Regions from separate parts of the Homo sapiens genome. Here region 2 is linked to region 1. Evidence: read pairs that join two places in POLR2A ChIA-PET (ENCODE). Cell type or tissue: OCI-LY7. All regions are shown on one strand. Links, peaks and the distances in the headings refer to the core of each region. The heading gives the core; the rest is flanking DNA.

Region 1 (5,361 bases), core at 789-4,788:
TTCCTAACAGGTCACAGACTAGTACTGGGAAGGTGCCTAAATTAGGGAAGGCACCTAATTTAGAAGAAAGTTTCAAGGAAGGTGCAAAGAGATAATGTCAACCCAAAGTCTATGTGTAGGGATGTCTGGGAGGCTCTCCACCAGTCCCTTCTAACATTTTTACTCAAGATTGGATAGAGAGAAGTACTGAGTTTTCTCTCCCTAAAATAAGTTTCCAAGAAGTTAATATAATTTAAAACAACCACTGCACTTCACGGATTTGGCCGGCTGCTCTGGCCGTAAATGCCTGGGGATTAATTATACTCGAGAAGTCGTTGGAACAAGGAATGGCCCTGTAGGCCAGTCACCTGTGACTGAAGGTAAACCATACAGGGCATCATAGTTTCCGAGAGGAATGGCAGAGCAAACACAGACCCATAACGTCTAGACATCTGACATGGCCCATGGACTGCTTGCCTGGGATGGTTTGCTTTCTGCCCTCCTGGTCTTGGAAACACAGCTGAGCTGATTCTGAAGCCTCCCAATAGAAAATCATGGCTTGCTTTAACCTACTGTCTACCAACAAAGGCCTCAACCACTACAGCCCTCACCAGGGGCCAGCCTGGTTGGTGATGAGGACAGAGTCTTCAGAATGTGGATGTACTTTATTTGTGGCAATCTGTATGCAGCATGTGAGGGCATTTTGGGCACTCCTGGAGGCTGACTGTGTCTCCTCAGTTCCCAAGCTCCTTGTCTGATGAGCGGTCTTGGGGATCCCCTTTACAGCAGGGGGTGAGCAACCTGGAGAAGGTTGATGACCCTGAGACAAAGGCATCCTTCTCTGATGCTGAGGAGGCCTTGTCTCTGGGACCCACAGCCACAGGTTTGAGGCTGTAGACAGAGACCTGGGGCAGTTTAGCCAGGTCCTACAGGCCTGCTCACTTGTTCACCTCCTAAGTCGCTGACACTAACTGCCAGGCTTGATACCCCCTGGGGGCAGCAAAAGGAAGTGGACAGACCTCCTCAGCTTACCAGTGAATGACTTTGACCAGGTTGCATAAAAGTCTTTTGAGCCTGTCTCCTCATCTGTAAATGGGCTAATAATCATATTTATCTTATAGTGTGATTGTGAGAATTGAATGAACTTACATATGAGAAGCACTTAACAGATGCTTACTGTTTACTAAGTGGTCAGTTGTGAAGCTTCTAAAGAAACTCCAGATATAAACCTTAAAGTTGAAACTATGTTAATATCTTCATTGAAAGCAATACCCTACATGAGACCATTGATAAAAGTACATTGAAATAAAGAAAAATGCATCTATAAGTCAACAAATAAGGCCTGTGTTGGCTTCCCATTGCTTTCTGTGACAAATTACCACAAATTTAGTGGCTTGAGATCATGCAAATTATCTTACAATTCCAGAGGCTAGAGTCAGAAATCGGCCTTATGGGGTTAAAATCAAAGGCTGCATTCCTCACAGAGGCTGTAGGGAAGAATCCATTGCTCGTCCTTTCCAGCTTTGAGAAGCTGCCTGCATTCCTTGGCTTGTGGTTGCATCACTCAAATGTCAGCTTTCATCATCACGTTGCCTTCTCTGACTCTGATCCCACTGCCTCCCTCTTTTTTTTTTTTTGAGATGGAGTCTTGCTCTGTTGCCCAGGCTGGAGGGCAGTGGTGCGATCTCAGCTCACCACAACCTCTGCCTCCTGGGTTCAAGCAATTCTCCCGCCTCAGCCTCCTGAGTAGCTGGGATTACAGGTGTGTACCACCATGCCTGGCTAATTTTTGTATTTTTTTTTTTACTAGAGGGGGAGTTTCACCATGTTGGTCAGGCTGGTCTCCAACTCCTGTCCTCGTGACCCGCTCGCCTCAGTCTCCCAAAGTGCTGGGATTAAAGGCGTGAACCACCAGGCACAGCCTGCCTCCCTCTTTTAAGTACCCTGATGATTATATTAGACTCATCAAATAATCCTGGATAATCTCTCCCTCTTATGATCCTTAATTTAATCACACCTGCAAAGTCTCTTTTTCCAGTAAGGGAATATATTTACAGAATTAGAGATTAGGATGTGGACATTTTTGGGAAGTCATGTTTCTACCTACCACAGGGTCTTACCCCAGGTGGCACATAGGTTCATGTAAATACCCAACAGAATAAAATTCCTTGTCAGCTAGTCAGCCTCCTAGTTTACAGAATGGGACAGAACCCTCAGGAAACACTGCCCAACAGAGGCGTTTGGTCGATCTCCGCTGTTTGGTGTATGTCCAATCTCAGTGCCCCCAGAGCAGATTATTCAAGAGATCCCAGCTGGCTGCACAGGGATATGAAACAGGAAAGGAGGCACTAGTATGGGTCTGGGGTCTGCTTGGATGACTTCTCACCATCTTCTTTTTTTTCCTCTTGGGACCAAGGTTGTGGGATATAAGGGAGGAAAACGACAGCTCTTCTTCACCTTCACGTCAGCTGTCCCCAGTGCCCTGCCCAGAAGGACACCTACTGAAAAAGCCCTGCCAGCTGATGGAAAAGCTCGACCATGCACCAGCTGATCTCTTTAAAAGTTAAATCTTTAAGCATTAATGCAGTGCTGAAGGAGTATTAATATTTTTGCCCCTGGGCAAAGGAACACTTGCTACTAGAGAAACAGGAGTGCTCTGCCAGCTCATCTTGGCTCCAGAGAAGGGCTTCGCACTTGTGAAATGTGTTGCTCGTGAAACAATTTCAAGACTTTTGGAATGAATAGCTGCCACCCATACCCGCTAGCTCCTCCACCAGCCCTCCCTATGCCACGTTTATGATGTCTGAGCTCCTGCTATGACTATTCCAGTCCCATGATGTCAACTTGGACTTGGCTGTTAAATAGGCCTCCTCTCCCTGGGGCTAGCACAAAGGAAGCCTGTCGAGAGGCAGCCAGGCTTCCTGACCACAATTTCCTGCACCTTTGCTCAAAGTGCCACACGTAAAAAATTTTATGGCTACTAATCAAACCAGGGCCTGAAATCACAGAGGGGGATGCTGACTGTCTGCTCCCCACAGCCCTCTTTGTTTGATTAGCCATTGTATCACTCCGGTGCTATTTAGGATCTGAAATAAATGCTAAAGTGAATTTCCGAACAATAAAATTCACAATAACAGCCACTAAATAGGGACCCACTGGTAACCACTTCCTGTAATAAAGTCCATATGTCAGCTTGACGCATTGCACCAGAAACTCAGGCCCTTCTCTCTTTGTAAATGCAGAAAAGCTTTTGTGTGCAGGCAACAGAGCTTCACCTGATGATAGCAGTGGAGTCTGGGGCCTCACAAAAGCAGGCAGGTGGCTCCAGGCTCCTGTCTCACCAGGTCGGCTCCTGTATCTCTGTGTGACCTCTCACCACAAAGTATTCCCCTGTATGCTTGGTACCCGTTGTCTGCTTCCAAGGTGAAATTCTCCTTCTGGTTTCTTGACCCTTGACAACCTGAGCTGCCTCCTCCCCCATGATACTTTACTCCTTTTCATCCCAACATACACCTCTGCTCCAGCCTCCTTCTCTGGAGTCTTGCTGAGAAAATTCCAACTGCCTATGGACCTCATGCAGAGACAGTCCTTTTTGCCCCAACCACTACTGTGCTCCCATTTCCCAGTCTGCTCCTCACTCAACTAAAGGCATCTAGGGACCTACTTTCCCCAGGATAACATCAACTCCAGCCAGCACAGTCCTCTCCCCTTCCCACCTGACCACCCATGGCACTGAATTCTGACCGTATGGTGGTCAGACAGTAGCCTCCTCACTGGTCTTGGTCTCAGGTACACAGGAGCCCTGCCAAGCCACTCTTACTGAGCTCTCTACAAGAACAGAGATGGGTTCCACCTCTTCCTCTCTCTGAGTTCTCTGGATCTTTTCCAGGGCAGCTCCACCTTCCTAATACTACATGTAATGTTCCAGGAAGGGCCTCTCTTGTCCTAGAAGTTTTATATCAAATAATATTTTTCTATCTTCATTTTCTCTCTTTGAAGTTGCCCAAAGCAGTGGCCACAAATTCAAGAGTTGAATGTAAATGTCATATCCTTCTGGCTTTGTGAGACTAGGCCAACAGCTGGGACTGGGCATCGGGCTTTGCCTGAGTCCACTCTGAACCCCATCTCCCCACCTCATCCAGACATTTCTTCCTTTTCCTAGAGGACTCCCCTTGTGCTCACTGGGTAAGGGAGCTGCGCCACCACATCACCACATTATCATATCCAAACCTGCCCCCGAGGGGTTGACCTGCTCATCAGGAACATTTTGGCAACACACAGCTCTGTTGCTTGTGCCTTGTCCTGGCACACAAAGATACAGGTACAAGAGCCAAGGCGACTCATCACTGACAGTATTCTCAGCCTGGACACTGATAGGGAATGTTATCGAGCTATTGTTAACTAGCTGGGCAAATGCTTCAGCCCAGCGGCACCCCCGAAACAGTGTGGCAGATGCTACCCTGTAGCCAGCTTGTCATCATAAACGGGTCTCCATTTTCAGAGAAACTTGAATTAACAAAAAAGATGGCCCTCTGAAGCCCAGGGCTCTTGAGATATAGAAGAGTTGTTTGCTTGGCACTAGCACTCTGGTCACCTTCCAAGAAGCAATTAGGTGAGGCCTGGCTTTGTGTTTAATTAAGTAATTAATTGTTAATTTGAGTAGATAATATACACACATGGGAAAAAATCAATCAGTACTAAAGGTTTTCTTTTCTTTTTTTTTTTTTTTTTTTGAGACGGTGTCTCACTCTGTCACCCAGGCTGGACTGCAGTGGCACGATCTTGGCTCACTGCAAGCTCCGCCTCCCAGGTTCACGCCATTCTCCTGCCTCAGCCTCCCGAGTAGCTGGGACTACAGGTGCCCGCCACCACGCCCGCTAATATTTTTGTATTTTTTTAGTAGAGACGGGGTTTCACCATGTTAGCCAGGATGGTCTCTGTCTCCTGACCTTGTGATCCGCCCACCTCGGCCTCCCAAAGTGTTGGGATTACAGGCGTGAGCCACTGTGCCCGGCCCATCTTTTTTCTTATTTTTTAAGTCAGGCATCCTGGAAGAATGGGTGGTGTATAATTTGCATAGTCTCCTTTTGTTCATAGCAGCAAGAATATCGCTGGGTGTCTGTTAGCTGAATCTTGGCAGTGTGTCCTCCTAGCTCACTCAACTTTTAGCTTGCAGGCTGGGCTGTCAATCAGGCATGGAGCAAGCTGCCATGGACCTGCCCTGGACAGGCTCCCAGGGACTGCTGGTATCTCCCCAGCTGTGCCATGAATCCCAACTTCCCTCAATTCATATTAGGATTGCTAATTGCCTAACATAATCAGGGTCACACATTGGAATATTTATTTCCACATACAGTTTAAGGAAAGAGCATTTTCTCTTCT
Region 2 (4,680 bases), core at 681-4,680, 130 kb before region 1:
CAGGCTTAGAGATTTAAAAACTACCTACATTGCAAAGCAAATAAGTAGAGAAACAGGAATTCAAATCCAGAAATTCATGTTCCATTTTTATGGTAAATGAAGGTAGATTTTAAATTATAGGCAAATTAATATAATGAGATTTCTTGATAAATTCTAGACATTATAGAAACATTAACAAAACTATTAGGGGTCTGGAAATTTAACTGCTCTTAGGAATACAGAGCACTCAATATAACACACATTCAGTATTATCACAAACATAGAAAACACATAAAAACACATTGTTTTAAGAAACGTATAAAATAGCAGTACATATTTCTAAACTTGGGACAAACTAAGGAGGTTAAGGTCTCAAACCAAAGTGGCATTAAAGCCACAATGACACCATAAAGATATACAATTTTTCATTTGTCAATTATCCAAAAAAAAAAAAAGATAAAAAAAATACAGAACAACCCACAGTGAGATATCTCTTCATACCCATTAAAATGGTCAATATCTAAAAAATAGAAAACAAGTGCTGGTGAGGATGTGAAGAATATGGAATCCGTGTGCACTGTTGCTGAGAATATAAAATGGTACATCCACTGTGGAAAACAGTATGGCTGTTCCTCAAAAAAGTATAAATATAATTACCATGTAATCCAGTAATTGTACTTCTGGTATATACTCAAAAGAAATGAAAGCAGGATCTCGAAGAGATATGTGTACGCCCATGTCCACAGTAGTATTATTCACAATAGCCAAAAAAGTGAAAGCAATCCAAGTGTCTATCAATGGATGAATAGATAAACAAAATTTGGTATATACATACAACGGAATATTACTCAACCTTAAAAAGAAATGAAATTCTGACATTGCTACAATATGGATGTGCCCTGAGGAAAAATAAGCCAGTCACAAAAAAAAAAAAAAAAAAAAAAAAAAAAAAAAAAAAATTGTATGATTCCATTTATATGAAGTACTTAGAGTGGTCAAAATCATAGAGATTAGAAAGCAGAGTGGTGGTTGCCAAGGGCTGGGGGAAAAGGAGAATAGGAAATTTTTATTTAACAGGTATAGTTTCAATACTACAAGGTGAAAAGAGCTATAGAAATGGATGGTGGTGATGGTCACACAACATTATAAATGGATTTAATGCCACTGAACTGTACACTTAAAAATAGTTAAGATGGTAAAATTTATGTTATATATAGTTTGCCATAAAAAAACAAACAAACAAACAAAAAAAAACAGGGCCAGCCTGGGCAACACTGTAAGACTCCATCTCAACAACAACAAAAAAATTGGCCAAGCATGGTGATGCATGCCTGTAGTCCCAGCTACTCAGGATGCTAAGGTGGAGGAGCACTTCAGCCCAGGAGTCTGAGGCTCCAGTGAGCTATGATCACGCCACTGCACTCCAGTCTGGACATGACAGAGCAAGACTCTGTCTCTAAAATAAATAAATAATTTAAAAATTAAAAATAAAACAAAACAACAAAAAAATAGGGGGAAAAACCTTTATAGGAAAGCTTTAGCAATCAAGACTATGAGGTATAGATATGTAAGCCAACAGAGTCCTGAAATAAACCCTGGCATTTACAGTCAATTGATTTCTGACAAAGATGTTAATTCAACAAAGAAATGATACTCTTTTCAACAAATGGCAAAGCCAACTGGATTTCTATATGCAAAAAACTTAATGTAGACATTTACCATATACCACATACAAACTTAACTCAAAAGGAACCACTGACCTAATATAAGAGCTAAAACTATAGAACTTCTAAAATAAAACATAAAATAATATTTTCATGACCTTGGGATAGACAAAAATTTCTTGAATTCAACACCAAAAGCATAATCTAGAAATGAAAAAACTGACAAAATGGATTTCATCAAAATTTAAAGCTATTACCCTCAAAAAGACGTCATTAAGAAAATGAAAAGAAATCCACAGACTGAGAGAAAATATTTGCAAATCATATATCTGATAAAGGATTCATATCCAGAATATACAAAAAATTCTTACAACTCAGTAAGACAACCCAATGGGCAAAAGATTTAAAATAAACACATCAAAGAAGATATATAAATGGCCAACAAGTACATTTAAAAAATGCTCATCATTGCTCATTAGAGAAATGCAAATTAAAACCACAATAAGCACTTTACACCCACTAGAATGGCTATAATTAAAAAGCCAGACAATAACAGGTGTTAGGAGGATGCAGAGAAAATAGAACCCTCATACTTTGCTGGTGAGAATGTAAAATGGTACTGCCGCTTCAGAGAAGTTTTATAGTTTTCTTAAGTAGTTAAACTTACCATGTTATTCAGCAATTGCACTCCTAGATATCTATCCAAGAGAAATAAAACAATATCCACAAAAAGACTTACATGCGATTTTTGTTTGTTTTTTTGAGATGGAGCCTCGCTCTGTTGCTCAGACTGGAGTGCAGTGGCACTCCACTCTCAGCTCACTGCAACCTCAGCCTCCTGGGTTCAAGTGATTCTCCTGTCTCAGCCTCCAGAGTAGCTGGGATTACAGGCATCTGCCACCACACCCAGGTAATTTTTTATTTTTATTGTATTTTTAGTAGAGACGGGGTTTCACCATATTGGCCAGGCTGGGGTTTTGAACTCCAGATCTCAAGGGATCCACCCGCCTTGGCCTCCCAAAGTGCTACGATTACAGGCGTGAGCCACTGAGCCCAGCTGCAAATGTTTATAATAATCAAAATACGGAAACAATTCAAATGCCCACTGACTGGTGAATAAATGTGATATATTTATATAAAGGAGTACTGTTAAGCAATAAAAAGGAACAAACTATTGATACATGCTACAACACGGATGAACCTTGAAAAAACATGCTAAGTGAAAGAAGACTACATTATTACATGATTCCAATTATATAAAATGTTCAGAAAAGATAAAATCTACAGGTACAGAAAACAGATTAGAGGGTATGTGGAGCTGAGGATAGGAGTGAGGATAGACTGCAAATACGCAGAGAAACCTTTTTAAAGAGTTAGGGAAATATTCTAAACCTAGACTGTGGTGCAAAACTTGGTGTATTTACCAAAATCTTTGAATCATACACTTAAAACAAAAAAATTTTATAGCATATAAATTATACCTCAATAAAGCTGTTTTTAAAAAAGTAGCCAATAAGTTAAAAACAACTACTACTATAAAATAAATGAAGTGAGTACTTCTCTTACCCCTGCTGGATATACTGGGCATAATCTGAGGAATCATATTATTGCTTGTATCCATAGGCTGGGAATTATCTTGACCCATCTGATCATCAGGTGGCATATAGGCAGGAGGAGGCGTATCAGCTAAGAGGAAAAAAAATAATAATTAAAATCTTCATTCTGCTCAAAATTATTACTCTAAAAGCTTTAGAAAATTCTTAAGATTACCAGCAAGCTTCATTACTGAACATCACACACAAAAAAATGTAGGATACTATCCTAGGGCAAGGGAAAAGGAGAACAGACAGCACACCTAATGGCAATTGAAAACCTACTACAAATCCACATTTATTTAGCCCAGATCCCTGGTAATCCAGGATACAAGGATCAGTCCTAAAATTCACTGAAACAGAATTCAAGGTCAAGAATTTTGCCTTTATTTTTATGTGTTCAGAGAAACTACAGCTATTACATATCAATCTGAAGTACAGATTTTCCTCATTTGGGTATATATCTACTACAGAGACACTTTTAAATTATTAAGATCAGCACATACTGTATACTGTCATTTAAAACTGGAAAGTAAAACTATGTCCCTTCAAAATTTGCCATCAACACTAACAGCAATTGTCTAACGCTTGTGCAACATCCAAATATGGCTGTTGTGTCCTATTAAATGGTTAGGTAATTCACTTAGGAAACTAAATGTTAACTAGAAAATCTTTGAGTTTCAACACTCATAGTTGAAAATTTTGCAAAAGCTACAGCTATACTTTTTTGTCTCAGTAATTATAAATAAGAACCGAATTTGTCTTTCATCCCAATGTTTTGTACAGGATGTATTTTGAGACAGAACTACAATTAGCACTGAATCTAAGACAAACTATGAAAATTTGTTTTTGAGCAAATTCCTAATAGCAAGTTAAACAGCTGGCACTTAATTTCTCTTCAAAAGAAAAAACTATACCAATTGATATTTTGCTGCAGTAGAGAAATCACAAAGAATATACTGTAGGTCCTTGAATAATGTTTTGTTCAATGGTGTTTTGTTCAGCATCATTTTGTTATGATGCTGATGAGAAAAAAAATCCATTCCCAGCCAGGGCCACGTCTGTGTGAGTCTGAACATTCTCCCCATGTTTGTTTGAGTTTTCTCTGGTTACCCGAGTTTCCTCTCACATCCCAAAGATGTGCACATCAGATGAACTGGCATGCATGTCTAAACAGTCCCAGTGTGAGTGCCGGGGTGTGTGTGAGTGCACTCTGTGATTTAATCACGTCCCATTCAGGATTGGTTTCCACCTTGTGCCCTGAGTTGCTGGAATGTGCTCTGGCTACCCATGACCATGAATTAGAATAATTAAGTAAATAACAGTCTTGTTTTTATTGATCTTTCTTAAAGATATGCACAGCTCACATTTATTTCAATGTTTAATATTAGAAGAGTCTTGGGTCTTTATTTATAAATTTAGTGATATTTTTGTGACCAGAAATA

The links. ChIA-PET counts read pairs that join two places held together with the same protein. Peaks named below come from ENCODE experiments on the same cell type or tissue, not always from the same donor. Only the 100,000 strongest peaks of a DNase experiment are listed, where the experiment ranks them.
Region 2: POLR2A ChIA-PET joins it to region 1 with 17 read pairs; 4 of 35 experiments call an interaction of 5 or more read pairs at or near these places.

The regions. Positions count from the first base shown.
Region 1 is chr5:136,034,976-136,040,336 of GRCh38, reverse strand. All of the region lies in intron 2 of TGFBI (transforming growth factor beta induced), which reads right to left. Among named protein-coding and RNA genes, the nearest start is that of TGFBI, 8.7 kb to the right of the region's middle. RefSeq lists an enhancer at 2,863-2,912. In OCI-LY7, for the core only: no CTCF peak of the experiment used is centred there; DNase peaks (open chromatin) are centred at 2,886 and 3,216; H3K4me3 peaks cover 1,394 bases; H3K27ac peaks cover 2,523 bases.
Region 2 is chr5:136,161,921-136,166,600 of GRCh38, reverse strand. SMAD5 (SMAD family member 5) reads right to left here. Exons shown (of 8, transcript NM_005903.7): 5 at 3,210-3,329. Among named protein-coding and RNA genes, the nearest start is that of SMIM32, 29 kb to the left of the region's middle. In OCI-LY7, for the core only: a CTCF peak has its summit at 3,172 (motif pointing left); DNase peaks (open chromatin) are centred at 1,330, 2,180 and 2,680; H3K4me3 peaks cover 3,948 bases; H3K27ac peaks cover 4,000 bases.